Regions from separate parts of the Homo sapiens genome. Here region 1 is linked to region 2. The links are chromatin loops, found by intact Hi-C in ENCODE. Cell type or tissue: heart right ventricle. All regions are shown on one strand. Links, peaks and the distances in the headings refer to the core of each region. The heading gives the core; the rest is flanking DNA.

Evidence for each region. Hi-C counts contacts between places; a loop is a spot of excess contacts. Peaks named below come from ENCODE experiments on the same cell type or tissue, not always from the same donor. Only the 100,000 strongest peaks of a DNase experiment are listed, where the experiment ranks them.
Region 1: it touches region 2 in a loop (4-fold over the local background); 20 of 110 quality-filtered maps call a loop at or near these places.

The regions. Positions count from the first base shown.
Region 1 is chr17:40,551,574-40,556,948 of GRCh38, forward strand. It overlaps CCR7 (C-C motif chemokine receptor 7), which reads right to left. Exons shown (of 3, transcript NM_001838.4): 3 at 2,196-4,245. The coding sequence ends at 3,169. Among named protein-coding and RNA genes, the nearest start is that of CCR7, 11 kb to the right of the region's middle. RefSeq lists enhancers at 2,031-2,090, 2,181-2,300. In heart right ventricle, for the core only: no CTCF peak of the experiment used is centred there; DNase peaks (open chromatin) are centred at 458, 778, 1,958, 2,468 and 1 weaker place; H3K4me3 peaks cover 1,013 bases; H3K27ac peaks cover 5,000 bases.
Region 2 is chr17:40,300,016-40,305,390 of GRCh38, forward strand. It overlaps CDC6 (cell division cycle 6), which reads left to right. Exons shown (of 12, transcript NM_001254.4): 10 at 813-1,015; 11 at 1,453-1,593; 12 at 1,897-4,642. The coding sequence ends at 1,986. Among named protein-coding and RNA genes, the nearest start is that of RARA, 6.5 kb to the right of the region's middle. In heart right ventricle, for the core only: CTCF peaks have their summits at 1,478 (motif pointing right) and 3,171 (motif pointing right); a DNase peak (open chromatin) is centred at 3,168; H3K27ac peaks cover 2,719 bases.

The sequences.
Region 1 (5,375 bases), core at 305-5,304, 250 kb after region 2:
CTGGGGGATTGGCCCAGCTGATCTTTGAGGTCCCTTGGAGCTCTGTGAGTCTGTGATGAGAAAGGTGTGGTGCTTCTAGCTGAAAGGGAAGACCTGTGGCCTGGGAATACCTTGGGCTTGGCTTGGGGTTGCAGCCAGCAAGGATGAGGGAGATGAGGGCCTGGGGATGAAATGAAAAGGAAATTTCAGGTGACTGGAGAAGGCTTATTGGCTGTGAACCTGGGAAGAGGGTTCAGATGTATGAAGCAGGTAAGAAAAGAAGAGAGAAGCCCTGGGTGGGCCTCCCAGGGGGCCTTTTCCTTCTTCCCAGGGGTCACCCCAAGCTCAAGATGGGCACATGAGAGCCTCGGGCAAGGGAGCAGGGATCAGGCCAGCACTGAACCGAGGTCAGAACTTCTGAGACACAGCAGTTCGAGGGAATTGACATTGCTGGGGGTTTTGTTTTCTCTGTAAATATTTGGAGATGTCCAGTTATTCTAGAAAAATGTATCTGCAGCTGAGGGGGCGCATTTGTGCGGCTGGCCTGGCTGCCTTTTGCATGACTGCTCTGTTACATTCTTCCCCTTCAGGAACCGAGGGTTGTTTTCCCATCTGTAACCTCATTAGGATGTCCACACCAGCGGGCTCCACACGCACATGCGCTCCGGCAGGTTCCCCTCGGGGACACACACGCACACTGGCATTGCCCCCTGGCCACACGCTCACGCACACAGTCGCAGCTGTGCCTTTTAATATTTAATGCCATTGCTGCAAACGCCGCTCCACGCTGACTGCATCCGTGCCAGGCTCATTCCTCTCAGGGCGCCAATTCCCGGCTTGGAGACCAGCTGACAAATCTTGTTAAAAACCTTCCAGCCCAGTGCATCTCTCGGAGGAGGGTAATGTCACGTGCTTGCGAGATGAGCGAATGGGTGTCATTACCAGGCAGCTCCATTTTCAACGAGGCTCTTTCCACTTGGGGAAATGGATGGAATCACCTATTGCGTGAGTGCCTCAGCCCTCCCTCTAGCTCCCCACGGCCCAGAGCTATTGCAGCTCTGGGTCCTTCAGACCCCTCTTGACGCATTGTAGGTTGGACTGACCTGCTCTCTGGCTTGCAGAAGTCACGGCTCTGGGTGGCACCAAGGCACGAAATGACACGGACACCTGGCCTGTGTGGGGGCCTTTGTCTGTCCCTCTCTCCCTGCTCCTCCACAGTCAGTATCCACACTATGGTTTGAATGTATGTATCTTTCCGACATTCATATGGTTGGAACATAAACCCCAAGGCAATGGTATGAGAAGTTGGGGGGGGCCTTTGGGAGTTGATTAGGTCATGAAGGCTCCACCCTTGTGAACGGGATTAATGCCCTTATAGCAATAAAAGAGCAGGAGGGAACTAGTTAGGCTCATTGTGATCTTCCACTCTTCTACCACATGAGGACACAGTGTTTGTCCCCTCCAGAGGGCATGGCAAGGCCCCATCTCGGAAGCAGAGAGAGTCCACACCAGACACTGAATCTGTTGGCGTCTTGATCTTGGACTTCCAATCCTCTAAAACTGTGAGAAATACATTTCTATGGTTTGTAAATTACTCCATCGGTGGCATTTTGTTGTACCAGCAGGAAGGGACTATGACATACACCACGGAGGCCACTGCTGCTACAGTGGCTAGCAGAGAGGATCATGGGTGGTTCCAGCTCTCATGCCAGCAAAGGGTCTCATCCCTGACCCCTAGTCCAGTATGCTGTGGTCTCCAAGCCCACAGAAAGGCCCTCCCTCCAAACCCCAGCTTTCAGAGTCTAAGGGGCTGACAAAAGGTTAAGGGCTCTAGTTCTGGTCTGAGCTGGGACAGGTGAGCAGGCTACTGTGCAAGAGCTGCTAAATGCAGAGTCCCCAGGTATCGAGGTTACCCGGAAAAGTTGGCCTTCCCAAAGCTGCAGTAGGATCAGCATGTCCGGTTCAGTGCTGACTGTGCAGGCTTGGGGCCTATCCCTTGAACTCTGGAAGGGTATTTGCAAGATGGACCTCCTGTCCTCATCTTCCTTCTACCTTTCAGCCTCTTGGTCCTGTGTCACCAGACGGGCTCAGAGCATTCCTGAGCAACTTTGTGGTTCTGAGCGTCTCTAAGAAACGAGGCCTGGGAGAGGGCAGGGAGGAGGGGAGAGGGGACGGTCAGGTGGGGTGTGGGGGATTGCAAAACAAAGACACGCTCATTTGCCATTTACCAAAGACTTTTTTTTTCTTTTTCTTTTAAAGCTGTTGTTTCCTCAAGGGAAAACTTTATCTGTGTGTGGGTAAAATGTTGCTCTCTTAACGAATCGAAAGCAGAACATGAGGAGAGGTTTTCAGTCCCTGTGACAAAGAACAAAGAACAAGCTCGTGGGCCTTGGGCGGCCACTGTCACCCTCCCCGCCCCTGACATTTCCCTTGTCCTCTCCTCCCATCCCAGTGGAGCCAAGAGCTGAGTGCATGTCATCCCCACTCTGGAGCCCAGAGTGTGGCTTTGATCACGCGGAGGCAGCTGGCCTGGCCTGCAGGAAACACCACACTCTCCCCTGTTGAGAGCCTGGGAGGGCGACGCGGCAAGTGAGGGGATGAGTGTGCTTTTAGGGCGGCGTGGCAGCTGCCATTCCCGCTGGCTTGGAGGACAGTGAAGAAAACGATGGAGGGAGGGGTTCAGAGAGTTTGTTTGACCAGCTGATGTCCGCTTTTCCTCACCAAGCCAAGAAGTCTCCCCACTATCTCTGGTCTTGGAGATAAGGCCTGGTTTTCGGAAGAGCTGGTCTGAGCATTTGAGTCTGTGGGAGGCCAGAAGGTTCATTCAGAGGACTCTTCAGGCCACTCCCACGCCCCTTGCACTCACCCTCCTTGGCCCCTTCACTCCAGCAGGTGGGAACAGTTTCTGGACTTTCACTTTCAGTTTTTGGTTTAGGGGACAATAGCCTCTGTTTCCCAGTGTTGTCTGTCTGGTGTTAGCTTATCAGCCCTGTCTTTTTTTGGCATTGGTTGAGGTAGCTGGGATTGGGGTGAAGCTATCTTCTGGAGCAGGGGCTTGCACTCTGAGGGGAGAGCTGCTTTTCCCTGAGCAGCTTTTGGCGGGGGGATGTCCTGAGTCATTGCATCTGCTCCCTATCCCCACCCCAGGGACCCTGGGAGAGGTCCCTCTAGTCCAGGCAGAAGAGTCGCCTATGGGGAGAAGGTGGTGGTGGTCTCGGCCTCCACACTCATGGAGGAGCGCCGGATGTGCCGACAGGAAGACCACTGCCGGAGCTGCTCCTGGCTGAGGCAGCCCAGGTCCTTGAAGAGCTTGAAGAGATCGTTGCGGAACTTGACGCCGATGAAGGCGTACAAGAAAGGGTTGACGCAGCAGCGGACGCAGGCCAGGCTGTAGGTGACGTCGTAGGCGATGTTGAGTTGCTTACTGAGCTCACAGGTGCTACTGGTGATGTTGAAGTTGGCCACCGTCTGGGCCAGGACCACCCCATTGTAGGGCAGCTGGAAGACTATGAAGACCACGACCACAGCGATGATCACCTTGATGGCCTTGTTGCGCTCAAAGTTGCGTGCCTGGAGCAGGGTGCGGATGATGACAAGGTAACAGAAGCTCATGGCCAGCAGGGGGACCAGAAAGCCGATCACCATCTGGGCCACCTGGATGGTGATAAAGGCCTCCACATGCTCTGTGATGAGAGAGCATCGCATCGCTTGCTCACTGCTGCTCCTCTGGAGGTCACTGTACAGGAGCTCTGGGATGGAGAGCACTGTGGCTAGTATCCAGATGCCCACACAGGACAGCTTGCTGATGAGAAGGACGCGGGCACGGTGGCGGTGAGCTGAGACAGCCTGGACGATGGCCACGTAGCGGTCAATGCTGATGCAAAGAAGTAGGAGCATGCCACTGAAGAAGCTCATCTTGTAGATGGCAAAGATGAGCTTGCAAAAGTGGACACCGAAGACCCAGGACTTGGCCGCGCTGTAGGCCCAGAAGGGAAGGGTCAGGAGGAAGAGGATGTCTGCCACCGCCAGGTTGAGCAGGTAGGTATCGGTCATGGTCTTGAGCCTCTTGAAATAGATATAGGTCAACACGACCAGCCCATTGCCCAGTAGGCCCACGAAACAAATGATGGAGTACATGATAGGGAGGAACCAGGCTTTAAAGTTCCGCACGTCCTTCTTGGAGCACAAAGACTCGAACAAAGTGTAGTCCACTGTGGTGTTGTCTCCGATGTAATCGTCCGTGACCTCATCTTGACACAGGCATACCTTCGGGGAAGGAAATGAGGGAAAACAGGCCAGTTTAGCTGGGTGGCTCCAACTCTGGCTGGGATTTAGCCTAGAGCAGTGGTTTCTTTCTTTTTTTTTTTTCTTGAGACATGGTCTCACTCTGTTGCCCAGGCTGGAGTGCAGTGGTGCAATCATGGCTCCCTGCAGCCTCGGCCTCTCCAGGCTCAGGTGATCCTTCCACTTCAGCCTCCTGAGTAGCTGGGACCACAGCCTTATGCCACCACACCCAGCGAATTTTTGTATTTTTAGTAGAGATGGGATTCTGCCATGTTGCCCAGGCGGGAGGAATAGTGGTTTCATCGTGAGGTCCGCATCATCAGTATCATAGCATCACCTGGGAACTTGTTAGGAATGCAAATTCTCAGGCCCCACCTGAGAATTCTGAACCAGAATCTCAAGTGATGGGTCTAGGAATCTGTGTTTTCCTAAAGTCTCCAGGTGATTCTTTGGTTTTAAATCAGTGCTTCTCAAATTTTAACTCCAATACGCATCACCTGATTAATCCTGTGAACATGTCTATCCTGAATCAGTAGGCTAAGGTGGGGCCTGAGATTCTACAGTTCTGCTAGTAAGTAGCAAGTGGCTGATTTTGCCAAGTCTGAGAGACTCTACATGTGCTGACAGGGGACTGGAAATCAGCTGGGCTCTGGGGCCAGATGAGCCTTGAGCTGGTTAAACTCTTTCTGTCTCTCTCTCTCTCTCTCAGAGCCTCAGTTTTCTCTTCTGTGAAATGGAGATGAATCCTATTTGCTTCCCATGGTTGCTGTGAGGTACCTAGCCCAGGCTCCAGCACCATTTCCTCTCCATGGAGCTTTAATTTTGCCCCCTGGAAGCTCCGTGAGAGAGGGAACATGTGTCTTTCTTCTTGACCCTCCTTTAGAACTTGGTGGAGTTTTCCAGGGGGCTTACAAAAGACCTCAGCTTTAGGGGGAAAATCCACCTGGGGGTCAAGGTTGAGGAGGGCCTGGAGTAAGAAGAGAGGAAGGCAAATGCTCCCATTTTGAGGCCATGAAGCCTTGGGTTTGGGGCAAACTGCTGTGATCATGGGTGGTGGGTGACCTGGAGAGACTCTAGATCCTGGGTCCCCTCTTAGCACCCAGCAGGAGCTC
Region 2 (5,375 bases), core at 225-5,224:
TGCAGTGGCACAATCTTGGCTCACTGCACCTCTGCCTCCCGGGTTCAAGTGATTCTTCTGCCTCAACCTCCCAAGTAGCTGGGATTACAGGCGCCTGCCACCACATCCAGCTAATTTTTTGTATTTTTAGTAGAGATGGAGTTTCGCCGTGTTGGGCAGGCTGGTCTCCAACTCCTGACCTCAGGTGATCTGCCCGCCTTGATCTCCCAAAGTGCTGGGATTACAGGCGTGAGCCACTGCACCTGGCCTTTTTTTTCCTTTCTTAATTACCAAGCACAGTCACCATCTTTGCTTCAAGGTTCTGTTATTCTATACCTCTGAGATACTAGGAACTAGCCTGGCATGGTGGCACGTACCTGTAATCCTAGCTACACAGGAGGCTGAGGCAGGAGGATCACTTGAACCCAGGAAGCCAAGGCTGCAGTGAGCCATGATAGTGCCACTGTACTCCAGCCTGAGTGACAGAGATCCTGTCCCAAAAAAAAATACAGTAGTTCTCTGGTCCTTTCATGAGGTGGGTTTTGTTCCTCTGACATTAAATTACATTCCATAGGACAAAACAGCTCACTATTTGGCCCAGAGAAAGGGTAACCCTACTTTTCAAGTCATCCCACATTATTTTGACATCCTTAAGAGAATAGCATTATCTCTCATCCTTTGGCCTCTGGTTAGAGATTTAAAACCTCTGCTTTGCCACCATGTGACTATACTTGAATTTCCTTTAGCTCAAACTTAGTATCATCTGTCTCATCATACATACACACACACAGTATTTTAGAAATCGAATTAAGCTTGGCTTATTTACTTTATAGGTAAATCACCTTCTGAGCCTCTGATTCCCAAGAGGGTTGGTCTTATTCACATATCCCAAGTCATCTCAGAAGTTGATGGTAACAGGATGACCTTGAGCCAAGAAGGAGCACAAGATTCCTTCCCTCTTCAGCAGAAGATCTTGGTTTGCTCTTTGATGCTCTTGATCAGGCAGTTGAAAATCAAAGAGGTCACTCTGGGGAAGGTAAGTTGGGATGGAGCAGATGGAACGGAGGTAGAGATCAGAATCTGCTTTGCAGAGCAGGTATTTTCCAAAAGGCCTATGATACTTCAGCTGATAATAAATTTAAAATGGATTTTAACAGTAAGAATTAATACTGGTACTATATAAAAGGCACCTATTTCCCTTGGATTGTGGTTGAGAGTTTATCATTAATCCTTTCCCTATCCTCCCCTTCATTTCTGCATCTCTCTAGGAAATATATAAAGCCCCTTTCCTACATTACTGTATAGGTTTTCGGGAATATCTACAGAAGCCTGTTCAAAGATTTTATTGAAAAGAGGAAGAAATAGGGTATTCAGATAAGTTTTTGCAAACCCAGACTCAGGTTTCTTAAATGATTAAAGGCTATAAGCAATGTGACTTTTAAGCAGCGTTTGTTCTCCCTTGTTTCCTACCAGTTATATGAAGCCTACAGTAAAGTCTGTCGCAAACAGCAGGTGGCGGCTGTGGACCAGTCAGAGTGTTTGTCACTTTCAGGGCTCTTGGAAGCCAGGGGCATTTTAGGATTAAAGAGAAACAAGGAAACCCGTTTGACAAAGGTACAACTGCTTTTTTGTGACAGTGTTTTTAATTGTCCTATTTTGTAGAGTGATGCTAAAGTAAAGGTTTATTGTTAAACAAGATGACCACAGTTAGTTAAACAAGTCGTTTTTTGTTAGGTAAGGTTTAAGGTGTGTAAAGATGGGAGTGTGATATGAATATTTTTTCAAGCCATTGGAAAAAAAAGTGTTTAACTTGCTTGCCTTTTGTGAGAAAAAGTTTAATATGGTAGAAGTTTGTATACTGACAACTTTGCTTTTGTGAGTTCCCCAGTGTGAAAAATCCTTTTCTCTTCTTTCCAGGTGTTTTTCAAGATTGAAGAGAAAGAAATAGAACATGCTCTGAAAGATAAAGCTTTAATTGGAAATATCTTAGCTACTGGATTGCCTTAAATTCTTCTCTTACACCCCACCCGAAAGTATTCAGCTGGCATTTAGAGAGCTACAGTCTTCATTTTAGTGCTTTACACATTCGGGCCTGAAAACAAATATGACCTTTTTTACTTGAAGCCAATGAATTTTAATCTATAGATTCTTTAATATTAGCACAGAATAATATCTTTGGGTCTTACTATTTTTACCCATAAAAGTGACCAGGTAGACCCTTTTTAATTACATTCACTACTTCTACCACTTGTGTATCTCTAGCCAATGTGCTTGCAAGTGTACAGATCTGTGTAGAGGAATGTGTGTATATTTACCTCTTCGTTTGCTCAAACATGAGTGGGTATTTTTTTGTTTGTTTTTTTTGTTGTTGTTGTTTTTGAGGCGCGTCTCACCCTGTTGCCCAGGCTGGAGTGCAATGGCGCGTTCTCTGCTCACTACAGCACCCGCTTCCCAGGTTGAAGTGATTCTCTTGCCTCAGCCTCCCGAGTAGCTGGGATTACAGGTGCCCACCACCGCGCCCAGCTAATTTTTTAATTTTTAGTAGAGACAGGGTTTTACCATGTTGGCCAGGCTGGTCTTGAACTCCTGACCCTCAAGTGATCTGCCCACCTTGGCCTCCCTAAGTGCTGGGATTATAGGCGTGAGCCACCATGCTCAGCCATTAAGGTATTTTGTTAAGAACTTTAAGTTTAGGGTAAGAAGAATGAAAATGATCCAGAAAAATGCAAGCAAGTCCACATGGAGATTTGGAGGACACTGGTTAAAGAATTTATTTCTTTGTATAGTATACTATGTTCATGGTGCAGATACTACAACATTGTGGCATTTTAGACTCGTTGAGTTTCTTGGGCACTCCCAAGGGCGTTGGGGTCATAAGGAGACTATAACTCTACAGATTGTGAATATATTTATTTTCAAGTTGCATTCTTTGTCTTTTTAAGCAATCAGATTTCAAGAGAGCTCAAGCTTTCAGAAGTCAATGTGAAAATTCCTTCCTAGGCTGTCCCACAGTCTTTGCTGCCCTTAGATGAAGCCACTTGTTTCAAGATGACTACTTTGGGGTTGGGTTTTCATCTAAACACATTTTTCCAGTCTTATTAGATAAATTAGTCCATATGGTTGGTTAATCAAGAGCCTTCTGGGTTTGGTTTGGTGGCATTAAATGGCAATTTGTGACTGAGACACCAGAGGGCACCCTTATAACATTGACTACTTTGAAAGGGGATGCTTGAGGCTGAGGTAGTTTTGAGGGAAAGGGGGAAGTTCTAGTTTGATTTGTTTGGGAGATTGCTGTCCTTTCATAACTGAAGCAAATGCTTGAAATGTAAACCATGTGTGATACGAATGATCTGAGAGCCAGTGACCAAGTCTGCTTTTCCCTGAGCTCTCCTGCTGCCGCCTCTACCTTTCTGACATGGCCTTCCATTTGGAACTTGATATGTGTACAAGTGATCTGTTGGCCACTGTTTCATTCATCCTGACCACTGTATCCGTGTAATGTGATCTGAGCTACAACAGGTGGTATGGGATAGAGGCAAGGAAAGCAGAGAGAGCCCTCTGAAATGAACACTACCCACTGGTGTGTGTAGCACATGATAGTCTGTAGGCATGAGTCTGAATGTTGTTCTCACACTCCTTTACTAGAGTATTCGTTCCCTCTGAAGGTAGTTTGAACATGGAAACACAGTTCTATACCTAGAAGGTTGGAAAGTGTCTGGGACTATAAGGGTTAACATGCATAATTGCAAAGATTGTCCGAAGGCTGATGGAAAGCAGAGACTGAATGGGATTGAGAACAGATGCGAAGCTTGATTTAAATTACATTTTATTGGATGCTGCAGCCTTAAGAGACGTGACTGCTTTACAGTTTGTTTCCACACTGTGGGCAGCTGCTGTCTGTTCTGTGTCCACAGTAGGATCCTGCCCAATAAGGAGCAGCCTCCCCACCTCATTGTGTTTGAGGCTTGGCGCCTTCCTCTTAACTGTAGGGCTTGAGTCAGGAACATGGCTTGACTCGCAGTGGGGCTGCTATGTATCCTCCCTGGCTTCCAGCCAAAATCACATTGGTAGATTCAAAGGGGCCAAATTTCTTTCCCCTCTATCTTTCCCTTTCCCCTGGTTTTGGAAATAGAGTTTTCTGTCTACTGATTTGTTAGTTTCCTTTTCTTCTCCCCTCACTGTCAATTTCTAGGTCATTGCTGCTCTTAAGACTTTAGCAGTTGGAACAGGGTTGGTTCTGTCAATGATGCATGAAGCAGACTTAGTGTCCCTGCTTGGCTTCTGCTGCCCTTGTGGGAGCAAAAGCTGATATATGTTTGTCAGTAAAGTCTTAAGTGTAATTCAGACTGCTGAGGAAGAAAGCCCTTTCCTTGCTGGCTTTTCTCCCTGAAGCTGAGAGCTTCAGGAAGGTGGTAGGAGTTTTAGTGGGATGGGATGGGATGGGCTTGTGGTTAGCAGTTTTTGCCAGGATCATAGGCTGCTTCACTTAGAGTAGTGGCAAAGATGCTGACCTACATTCTTCCTTTTGAAGGTGATGGAGTGTGTGTCTATATCCTGGTTTATCTCTCTCCCCCACCCCAAGGAAGCTGATTAAGCTTCCATAGAGTGTTGGGTGTTGCCATGGAAAGAGCATAGACAAAATAAATTGTGTGTTTCAACCCCAGAGCTGCCACAGATGTTTCTGGCTCAATGGAGACTTGCCTGTGGCTAGCTAACTCTGCAAGAATGTGTGAGGTCCAGGCTGGGGGTGGTGGCTCACGCCTGTAATCCAGCACTTTGGGAGGCCGAGGCGGGCGGATCACCTGAGGTCAGGAGTTTGAGACCAGTCTGGCCAACATGGCGAAACCCTGTCTCTACTAAAATAAATTAGCCAGGCATTGTGGTGTGTTCCTGTAATTCCAGCTACTGGGAGGCTGAGGCAGGAGAATCGCTTCAACCTGGGAGGCAGAGGTTGCAGTGAGCCGAGATCGTGCCATTGCACTCCAGCTTGGGCAGCAGAATGAGACTGTCTCAAAAAGGAAAAAAAAAAATGCTGGGTGTGATGGCTCATGCCTGTAATCCCAGCACTTTGTGGGGCCAAGGCGGGCTGATCACTTAAGGGTCAGGAGTGCAAGACCAGTCTGGCCAACATGGCGAAACCCTGTCTCTACTAAAAGTACAAAAATTCACTGGGTGCCATGGTACACACCTATAATCACAGCTACTTGGGAGGCTGAGACAGGAGAATTGCTTGAGCCTGGGAGGTGGAGGTTGCAGTGAGATGAGATCATGCCACTGTACTCCAGCCTGGGTGACAGAGTGAGACTCTGTCTCAAAAAAAAAAAAAAAATGTGTGAGGTCTAAGCTACCCAGAGATCAAAAAGTTGGCAGAGCCTTATTCTCTCTGCGCCCCCTCT